3 separate regions of the Homo sapiens genome follow, and regions 2 and 3 are each linked to region 1. The links are chromatin loops, found by intact Hi-C in ENCODE. Cell type or tissue: heart left ventricle. All regions are shown on one strand. Links, peaks and the distances in the headings refer to the core of each region. The heading gives the core; the rest is flanking DNA.

Evidence for each region. Hi-C counts contacts between places; a loop is a spot of excess contacts. Peaks named below come from ENCODE experiments on the same cell type or tissue, not always from the same donor. Only the 100,000 strongest peaks of a DNase experiment are listed, where the experiment ranks them.
Region 2: it touches region 1 in a loop (2.2-fold over the local background); 5 of 110 quality-filtered maps call a loop at or near these places.
Region 3: a loop joins it to region 1, with 10 times the contacts of the local background. A loop is called at or near these places in 80 of 110 quality-filtered maps.

What each region holds. Positions count from the first base shown.
Region 1 is chr7:65,306,214-65,309,280 of GRCh38, reverse strand. The region is part of intron 2 of LOC105375334 (a long non-coding RNA gene); the gene reads right to left. Among named protein-coding and RNA genes, the nearest start is that of ZNF92, 66 kb to the left of the region's middle. In heart left ventricle, for the core only: CTCF peaks have their summits at 1,151 and 1,355 (motif pointing right); no DNase peak of the experiment used is centred there; H3K27me3 peaks cover 804 bases.
Region 2 is chr7:65,238,069-65,241,135 of GRCh38, reverse strand. The region is part of intron 1 of LOC124901661 (a long non-coding RNA gene); the gene reads left to right. Among named protein-coding and RNA genes, the nearest start is that of ZNF92, 130 kb to the left of the region's middle. In heart left ventricle, for the core only: no CTCF peak of the experiment used is centred there; DNase peaks (open chromatin) are centred at 992, 1,355 and 1,865; H3K4me3 peaks cover 993 bases; H3K27me3 peaks cover 2,418 bases.
Region 3 is chr7:64,945,772-64,948,838 of GRCh38, reverse strand. No RefSeq gene overlaps it. Among named protein-coding and RNA genes, the nearest start is that of ZNF117, 44 kb to the left of the region's middle. In heart left ventricle, for the core only: no CTCF peak of the experiment used is centred there; a DNase peak (open chromatin) is centred at 1,268; H3K4me3 peaks cover 1,026 bases; H3K27me3 peaks cover 1,972 bases.

The DNA.
Region 1 (3,067 bases), core at 279-2,778:
CCCGAAAATAATTTCATAAGAACTTAACTTAATCCCATTTCTGGGGGCCATTCTTACCCAGAGTAGTGCAATCCCAAGTACCTGAATCCATTTTAACTGAGCTTCCTGACATAGCTTAGCAAGAATTGTCTTTAAAGTATGATGCATTCTTTCAGTCTGTCCAGAGGATTGAGGCTTCCATGCCGAGTGCAGCTTCCATTTTATTCCTACTGTTTTGCTTACTTGTTGGGTTATTTCCGAGGTAAATGAAGGCCCATTGTCACTATGGATAATGTCAGGGAGCCCATATCGGGGTATGATGTTCTTTAGCTGCACTTTAACTACCTCTGTTGGCCACTCGGTATGATATGGGTAGGCTTCCACCCAGCCTGAGAGTGTCCACTACAACTAAGAGGTATTTGTACCTTCCAGGGGCAAGTGGCATTTGAGCAAAGTCAATCTGCCAATTTTCTAGTAGATGCTTCCCTCTCGCCTGTTGTCTGGGTTGTCCTTTGCTATAGTTATTGGTCTCATTTTCAGCGCAAAGGTAGCAATGTTGTATTATACTTCTTAAGTGAGCCTTTTCCTTCCTATATTTTTGCACAAAAGTTAACGAGGCATCTCATCCAAAATGCATGCTATCATGAATATATTTTAGCATTGGGTTGAAGGAAGGTGTGCTGGCACCCAAACCAGGCCCTTGTTATTTACTTTCCAGCCTTTCTTGTCTTAAATAAACCCTTTGTCCTTGGCAATCTTTTCATCCTCAAACTACACTGGGGTTTGAAAGCTGCCAAATCTACTTGGGAAATCAAAGGTGCCTGGACCTTGGCACTGGTGCTGGCTAGATGCCTGGCTGTGCAGTAGGTGAAGGTGTTCCCCCTAGCTGGTTTGAAATCGCTGCTCTTATGGCCTGGACAATGCATAGCAGCTATTTTTCTTGACGCTGTTACTGCTTCCAACAGCTCCAACACTTGCTTAGCATATTAAATTTCAGTATTATCAGCTTTTAGCAGTCCCCTTTCCTTCCAAATAGCTCTGTGTGCATGAACTATCATGAAGGAATATTTGGAATCAGTGTAGATATTGGTGCTCTCACCTTGGGACAGTTGCAAGGCTCTGGTAAAAGCGACTAACTCAGCCTTTTCCGCAGAAGTCCCTGTCGGGAGTGTTCTTGCCTCTATTACCTCCAAGAGAGTTACTACAGCATAGGCAGCATTTCTCCTTTGTTGGTGACTAAGCTGCTTCCATCCATGAACAGCAACCAGTCTACATAGGGGAGGGCTGCATCCTTTAGATCTGGGAGACCAGAAAATACTTGATTATAACCTCTAGGCAGTTGTGTACTAGTTCCTTTGTTCCCCAGTAGGTGGCAGCAAAATGGCAGGGTTTGAGGCTCCAGTGGTCTGCAGTTTTACTGCGGGATTATCAAGCAGGATGGCCCGATATCAGCCTAATCTGACAACCGTCAGCCAGTAGCCACCCTTCTGCTCAAATAACACCAGGCTTGATGGGGCACATAAATCACGATGGGCTGACCCAAAGTCAGCTTCTCAGCTCCCTTGAGCAACAAGCAGGCGGCAGCTACTGCTTTGAGACAAGGGGGCCAGCCCATTGCCACTGTATCAATCCTTTTGAGAAATAAGCCACTGGTTGCAATATTTCTTTTAGTTTTTGTGTTAGGATCCCGAGTGCCAGACCCAGTCTTTCATGCACGTAAAGTTGCAAGGGTTTATGAGGATTTGGCAGCCTCAGAGATGGGGTAGATGTCATCTTAAGCTTTAATTGTTTAAACGCATTCTGGTGTTACAGCTCTCATTTAAAGGGGTTGTGGTTGGCCCCTTTTATCACTTCATATAGCAGCTTTACCTTCAGCCATAATTGGAAATCCAGATTCTGCAGAACCCTGCCCTTCCCAGGAAGCCCCTTAGCTGCTTTCTGGTTGTGGGTGTCATGATAGAGGCAACTGCATTTTGCCTCTCCACCGTCAGGGCTCTGGTTTCTCTGTAACAGAAATCTTAGGTATCCCATAGTTTGTTTGCATATCTGTACCCCTGTGCCCTTTTGCTTAAGACCTTGTACCCACAGGCTGCCAAATGGTTTAGTTTTTACAGTGTTATCCTGACATTCTTGCTTCAAGGAGCTGGAGATTAGCAAATCATCCGCATACCGTAGCAGTACCCCATTTTCCAATTGTAAGTCTCTTAAGTTCTGAGCCAGTGCTTCCCCAAATACAGTTGGGGAATTTTTAAACCCTTGAGGAAGCACTGTCCAACAATATTGAAATTGTGTGGCTGTTTCAGGGTCTGTCCACTCAAACAATAATTGGCTTTCTGCATTCGCTGGTATGCAAAAGAAAGCATCCTTCAAATCTAATACTCTAAACCATTCATGGTCTCTGGACAGGAAGATAAAAATAGTGTATTGATTGGCCCCAGTGGGGTGGGTGTCTTCTACAGTATCACTGATCACCCTTATATCTTGCATGAATTTGTACTTGCATGGATGAGATTTCTTTACTGGAAGAATGGGCATGTTCTATGGAGACTGACAAAGTCTTATTAAGACATGCCACAAGAATCAGAATGTACCAGCTGGATGCCTTCTAGGGCCTCTTTCTTTAAGGCGTATTGTTCCTTTCGAACAGGTTGGGTCCCTTCCTTCAGCTTGATTTCTACTGGATTCACATTAATTGTCCGCCTTGGTTGGTTGGATGCTGATACTTCGGCTTTACCTTGTTGAGGACTTCCTGTGGAATCATCTCTACCTTAAGGTGTGAAGTCTCCGATTTCATCAGGAGGGCCTGTCGCCACAATCTGTGTTCTGAGGGTACCTGGAGGCACATCTGGCGCATCTCTGGGTCAAAGACAACTCATGCCTGTAACTTACATAAGAGGTCTCTACCAAGCAGAGACATCGAGCAGTCCAGCACATATGGAAACTGATGAGGCCGGGCACCTTGGCTCACACCAGTAATCCCAGCACTTTGGGAGGCCGAGGCGGGTGGATCACGAGGTCAGGAGTTCAAGACCAGCCTGGCCAAGATGGTGAAACCCTGCCTCTACTAAAAATACAAAAAAATTAGCTG
Region 2 (3,067 bases), core at 174-2,673, 68 kb after region 1:
GCAGGCACCTGTAACCCCAGACACTCGGGAGGCTGAGGCAGGAGAATCGCTTGAACCTGAGAGGTGGAAGTTGCAGTGAGCTGAGACCAAGCCACTGCACTCCAGCTTGGGGGACAGAGGGAAACTCCATCAAAAAAAAAAAAAAAAAAGCTAAGGCTTTTTTGTATTCATGGTCTACTTCATTAAAATGTAATCTTTGAAGGGTGTTGTAGCCATAGACAGCTCTTTGGGCTGCTAGAGTTATAAGGAATGCATTGCTTCCCTCAAGGGCAAAGAGTGGCACTGAAAAATAACAATAGTTGTGACATGAATTTTTCAGGCATGGCTTCAATTCGACACATCAGAATGTCTAAGAATTCTAAAGACTGCTCTACTGCCACTGCACCAGATTTTTTTATATTGCTCCACCGACTATAGGAAATTTTTACTGAAATTAAGTTTTAATAAAATAACTGACTTATAAACTCTAACAAGGGGACAGAAAATTCGCCAGAGATATCAGTTCCTCCTGAAAAAGCCTCTTTTCTCAATACAATTTTTCTGAAGATACTTTACTGATTTCAGGTGGAATTTTAAATTCTCCTTAAAGACAGAAACAAGCAAAAGGACTAACTGACAAAAACGAATAAAAGTGTGCTCAAATTTACTGACAGGATCATGGGTACATTTAAATAATTAGACCCTACTGGTTTTAAGTAAAAAAGAAAATACCTTAAATTTCAAAGGGGTCTTTATTTTTGGGGAAACAAAAAGCCACTTTTGACCAACTGTCCCCCATATACACACACCCTGGTCCCCCAACCACCCGTCAAGAGGGCCATGTCAAGGCTCCTAAGAGAGGAGACTGTGTGGTCTCGGCAGTGCGGGACGCAGGCTCTGGAACCGCAGGGTCGCGATTGGTCTCATGCCAGCCCTCCTGGACCCGTAGCCAGAAGGACAGGGCAGGCGCCGAGGGGCCGGGGTGTTCCGCGGGCTGGTCCTTGCCGAGAGGAGGCTGGGGCACGGGCTTCCTGCTCGGGGAAGTTTGTTTCCGCTGCCCAGGAGGGCTCTGCAGCCGCCAGGGAGGGAACACAGCGGGGAGGAGGCCCCGAGCCAGACGATCCAGGAGCCCTGGGTGGCGCGGGCTAGGTGGCGGGGGTCGGAGAATAGGGGAGCAGGAGCCCGGCCACGCCAGCTTCTGTCTCTGCCCGCCTACGTAAGGAGCCGCCCTCTTTGTCCACCAGATTCCGGGAGGCGCTCTCTTCCCGCCGGTGCCGGAGCGGGACGCGGGGGTCGCCACCCTCTGGGAGACTGAGGACGCCAGGACACCCGCCCCTGCCATGGACGCCCCGCCCCGCCCCGCCCTCGCGCTCAGCCTGGCGGTGACCGTGGTGGCCAGCACCGCCTTGGAGCCCTGAGCAAGGGCAGCGCGGTGTGTGGTGAGCAGCAGGCGGGGAAGGAGGCCGCGGGCACCGAGGAGGGTTCGGGGCCCTGCAGGGGACGCTGGGGAACTGGACACAGGGGACTGGATGGGGAAAAGGCGCCGCGTGTAAGTGGCACTGCCAGGTTAGTCCCGGCTTCTGTTGCCACTCCTTCAGAAGATCACTGCTTGAGCCGGGACAGCGGTTGTGTGGCGCCAGGAGCTGCAGGGCCACCACCCAAGTGCGACGCCCTGGCGGGGAGCCTGGCCCGTGGTGTCCACAGACCCTGCCCCTAGGCCCCAAAGCCAGAGGCTGGAATTTGGAGGGTGGATGTGCAGGAGTCAACTGAAGCCCAGCCCCTGCCCGCAAGTGGCCAGCGTGATGCGGTGACACTTTAGTGCCACCACTGCCCCTACCCTACTCTCAAGCCTGGTGGGCTAAGAGATTTGTCTGCCCCATGGGGTGCACACCCATCACTAGGGAGAGGTAATGGGGGAGATGTCCCAGAAGTGTGGGACCGCCGACAGTCAGGGGCCTGCGAGAAAAGGAGGGCCTTCTAGGAGGCGCCCCGAGGCCAGAGAAGGAGAGGGTGCCCCAGGCCCGCCTTGGAAAGTTGACGCTGTCCCCGAGGTGTGGCGCTGGCGACTCCCAACCAAATCGCCAAGCGCTCTGTGTGCTATCTGCCCTGCACACGCGCTACCATACTCCCGGCTACCAACTAGAGAGGGGTGGCCTGGAGGGCGACTGCCAAGAGCCTGTTCCCCTGGAAACAGGCAACCCCCATCCTGGGCAAGGGGGGCACGGACACCCCCACCCCCAGCCTGGCGACCATGCATAGGGAGGCCCTTCACGGGTGAGCGAGGTGGATTGGAGTGGAGCAGGTGGCCCAGGGGGTCCCTGAGTGATTTAAAGGTGATTAAGCTGGGAGTGGAGCCATCCCGTTGGCGGAAACGTTGCGTGTGGGTGGGCTTGGAGGGCGATGTCTGCGGGGACCTCTAGGGCTCTAGGCTGCCAGTTGCCTGGCTAGACTCTTGGTGTCCACCTTGAACCTCAGTTTTCTTCCTTGTCCCAGACAATGAATATGGCAGAGCTGTTTTGATTATTAGGCCAGATATTTCTGGTGAGCATTTATTAGCCTGCCTGGTCTCTGGATTTTTTCTTTCCTGACTTTGTAAGGAAACTCTACTGCCCAATGTGTACTCTTGGGGAGTGAGGTGGGGAGGCAGGAAGACAGGACTCTCACCTTTGGCTTCAGAGTCCCTTCTGGGTGCCCCCTCCCCTTAGGCTCAATTAAAGCACATAGCTGGCAACAAATCTCCTACCCATGACAGCTGAAGAGTCCAAAACAAGATGGGTTCCTTTCCTGACCCCAGGGCCTCATCTCACCTCCAAATTAAAATCCCTTAGGGTGGTCAGCTTCAGACAGCAGTCTAAATTTGATTTTTGTTCTCTGGGGCCGACCCAAAGCCCTTATGATGGAGTGTTGCTCCCCCTCCATACTACCCCATGCCTCCCCCAATGCATTGGAGGACCTTAACTGTAGTGACCTGGAATTGGGAACAAGGTTCCCCAGCAGAAAATGTGATCCTCCCCAGGAGGCTGGCCTGGCATAGCCTCATGGACATCAGTCTTGGGTCAAGAGACTCAGGGCAGGGAGAGACTCTCAC
Region 3 (3,067 bases), core at 174-2,673, 360 kb after region 1:
ATTCTTTCTACTATGGCTTGTCCTTGAGAATTATATGGGATACCAGCAATGTGTTTAATATTCCACATAGAGAAAAATGTAGCTAGAGCTTGGCTAGTACAGCCTGGGGCATTATCTGTTTTAATAGAGGCTGGAATGCCCATCACCTCAAAACATTGCAAAAGGTGACATTCAACACAGGCAGAAGACTCTCCTGATTGGCATGTAGCCCAAAGTGGGAAAAGGTGTCCACACATACATGTACATAAGCTAGACTCCCAAACGAGGGAACATGTGTGACATCCATTTGCTAAAGAGAATTAGGTTCCAATCCTTGAGAATTAACTCCTCCTGTAAAAGATGAGGAATGCACCATTTGGCAAATTGGGCATCACTCGGTAATAGCTTTAGCTTCTTTCCAGGTAATGCTGTATCTGCGTTTGAGACCAGAGGCATTAACATGGGTTAAATTGTGAAAGTGTCTAGCATTAGATATTGCAGTAGCAACTAGGCGATCAGCCATTTGATTCCCTCCAGTTAAAGGTCCTGGAAGAGGTGAATGAGCCCTAATGTGAGTGATATAAAAAGGGTGCATTCTACTCCTAACTGCTATTTGCAATTGGGTAAATAAAGTCATCAGTTGTTCATCTGTATGAAATCGTAACTGAGCATTTTCAATTAATTGTGTGGAATGAACCACGTATGAAGAATCAGAAATCACATTAATAGGCATAGTAAAAGCAGCCAATACCTCAATTACAGCTATAAGCTCTGCTTTTTGAGCTGAAGCATAGGGGATCTGAAAAATTTTACCTTTCCAGCCAGAGTAAGAAGTTTTACCATTACTAGACCCTACAAGGAGCCCAGGGACCCCAAAGCAGGGAGCAAAGGATGTTTCTCCCACCTGGAGCACAGCCCTGTTGCAGAAGGCACAGTCTCGGCTCGGGGAGCCCGGCAGGGATCCAGGCGTGGTGGGGGAGGGGGCGCCCGGGCGGAGCTCACCTGCGGCGGTGGGTCGTAGGGTCCCTGGCTTGTGGAGAGAGGTTGGCGCTGTTCCTTGGCTCCGCTCCCCAAAGGGCAAAGCGCCAGGAAGTCGGGCTCCCGGCGGTCTCCAGGCTCTAGCCCACCCGCGCCCAGGCCGCACCCACCGCGTCCCCTCCGCCCCCACACAGGGTGTGGAGCGTCCCGACCGGGCGTCAGCGGGCAGGGCCATGCAGCTCCTGTGGACGCCCAGAAGCGCGGAGCCCCTTCCCACTAGGGCCTGGAGACCACTCTAAACTGGCTCGGCGGCCCTGGGACTCGGGCTCCGGCTCCCGTGGTCTAACCCCTCCTGGGGGCTGTGTCCTCGCCGGACGCCAGGTCGCTGGAGACCTCTGGGTCGCCCCGGCTCCTGGCGGCTCCTGGTGCCACGCGGTCCGGAACTGGCTTGCCTGACATGAGAGGGACAGAGCGATGCGGCTGGCGGGGCTGGGGGTCCCCGCTAGGTGGGAGAGCGGCGGGGCTGCTGCTGACCGGAGCAGCCTGGGTCTGTTCTGGAACCGTCGCCCTGAGGCCCCTCCGCCCCGCAAACCCTCCGGGTGCGGTTTGGGAGTGAAGCCGGACACCAAACACCATCCACGCTCAGCCCCACGTGGGTCCAGGAGTCCCGAGCCCAAGCCCCTGCACCTGTATTTTAATTTTTTTAAAAAACCTGAGGGTTAAAGTCAGGCAAGTCAGCTGACTCAGTGTTTGCCTCCTGCTGCCTAGATGTGACCAGCGTCTTTTGCTGGCAGTCAGAGACCAAGCCCCCCCAGGCCCTCCAGGACCCCCTGACTGGTGAGGCCATCCTCTGCAATTATGAGCAGCACTGAGGTGCTCCCTACCCAGGGTCACTGCCTGAGCCGGCTAGAGGCCCAGCAGGGGGCACTGGAGCTGTGAGACCCAACCTCCCAGAAGCTGCCTCCTCCTGCCCAAGGAGGCTGCGCATCCTCACTCAGGGCTGTGAAGGGGAATGAGGGCAGCTCACAGGCTAAGGGGCCGCTGAAGGCAGTTTTTCTGGACAGCTGACTTGCGAGCCTGGAGGAAGAGTTAGGGTGTGTGTGTGTGTGTGTGTGTTTGTGTGTGTGTGAGAGACAGAGAGAGAGAATTATTTCATTCAAGGACATCTGTGTGTCTCAGTAGAGTAAGAGTGAACAGCAGCATCCCTGCAGAGGAGCAGCATGTGGACAGAGTCACAGGCTGGCTGGATCACAACAAATCCTTGTGGGTCAAGGAGAGCAGATTCCGTGATCAGCTGCTGTCTGGGTTTTGTGTTTGCCTTTTCCTGCTGTTCCATTAAGCCAGGGCACTGGGGCCAGATTGCCCTCAGCCATGGCCAAGGGTTCCCTGACAAGCTGGGGAGGAAGAATTCCCTTCCCAGCCCAGGGGCACAGGTCAGAGCAGCCTGTTCAGTGTGGATCTGAACTCAGAGAGTGGAAGCCACTGTCTCAGAGTCACAGAGCAGGTCAGTGGCAGGGCCCGTGTCCCTGACCTCCAAGCTCTATGTCTCTGAGGAAATATTCCACCCAAGAGCATGAGAGTTCTCTGAGCATGGACTCCCTGGCAGGTGAGGTCATTTTACCCATTATCTCTTTTCATCCTCATTGTGTGTGTGGTTTGTATCAATGTCCCCGTTTTATGGCAGGAAACTTAGGCACAGTGAGGAGCAAAGGCCTGTGCAAAGCTATAGAGCTCAGAAGTGGCTGAGCTGACCAGACAGGCTTCCTTCACCATTGCTCTGCTCCATTTGGAGGTTGGACAATATGCCTTGGGACCAACAGTCACAAGCTTGTGTGGGCTCAGGGGAGATATTCATTAAAAACTAGAATCCATGAAGCTTCCAGCCCCACTCATTTCTGCAGGGGCAGGTGGCTGTGCTTGGCATGGGCTCCTCATTGCTCAAAATAGAGCCTTCTCTTCCAGATAGAGCCTATTGTCCCAAAGGTGAGTGAGGTTGCAGCCCAACCTGGGCAGGGTGATATCTTCTGGGCTAGACTGGAAACTCAAGCCTTGCAGCTGGACAAGTTATGACTTCTGTCCTGCCTCAGTCACTCCTAGGCTGAACGACTCT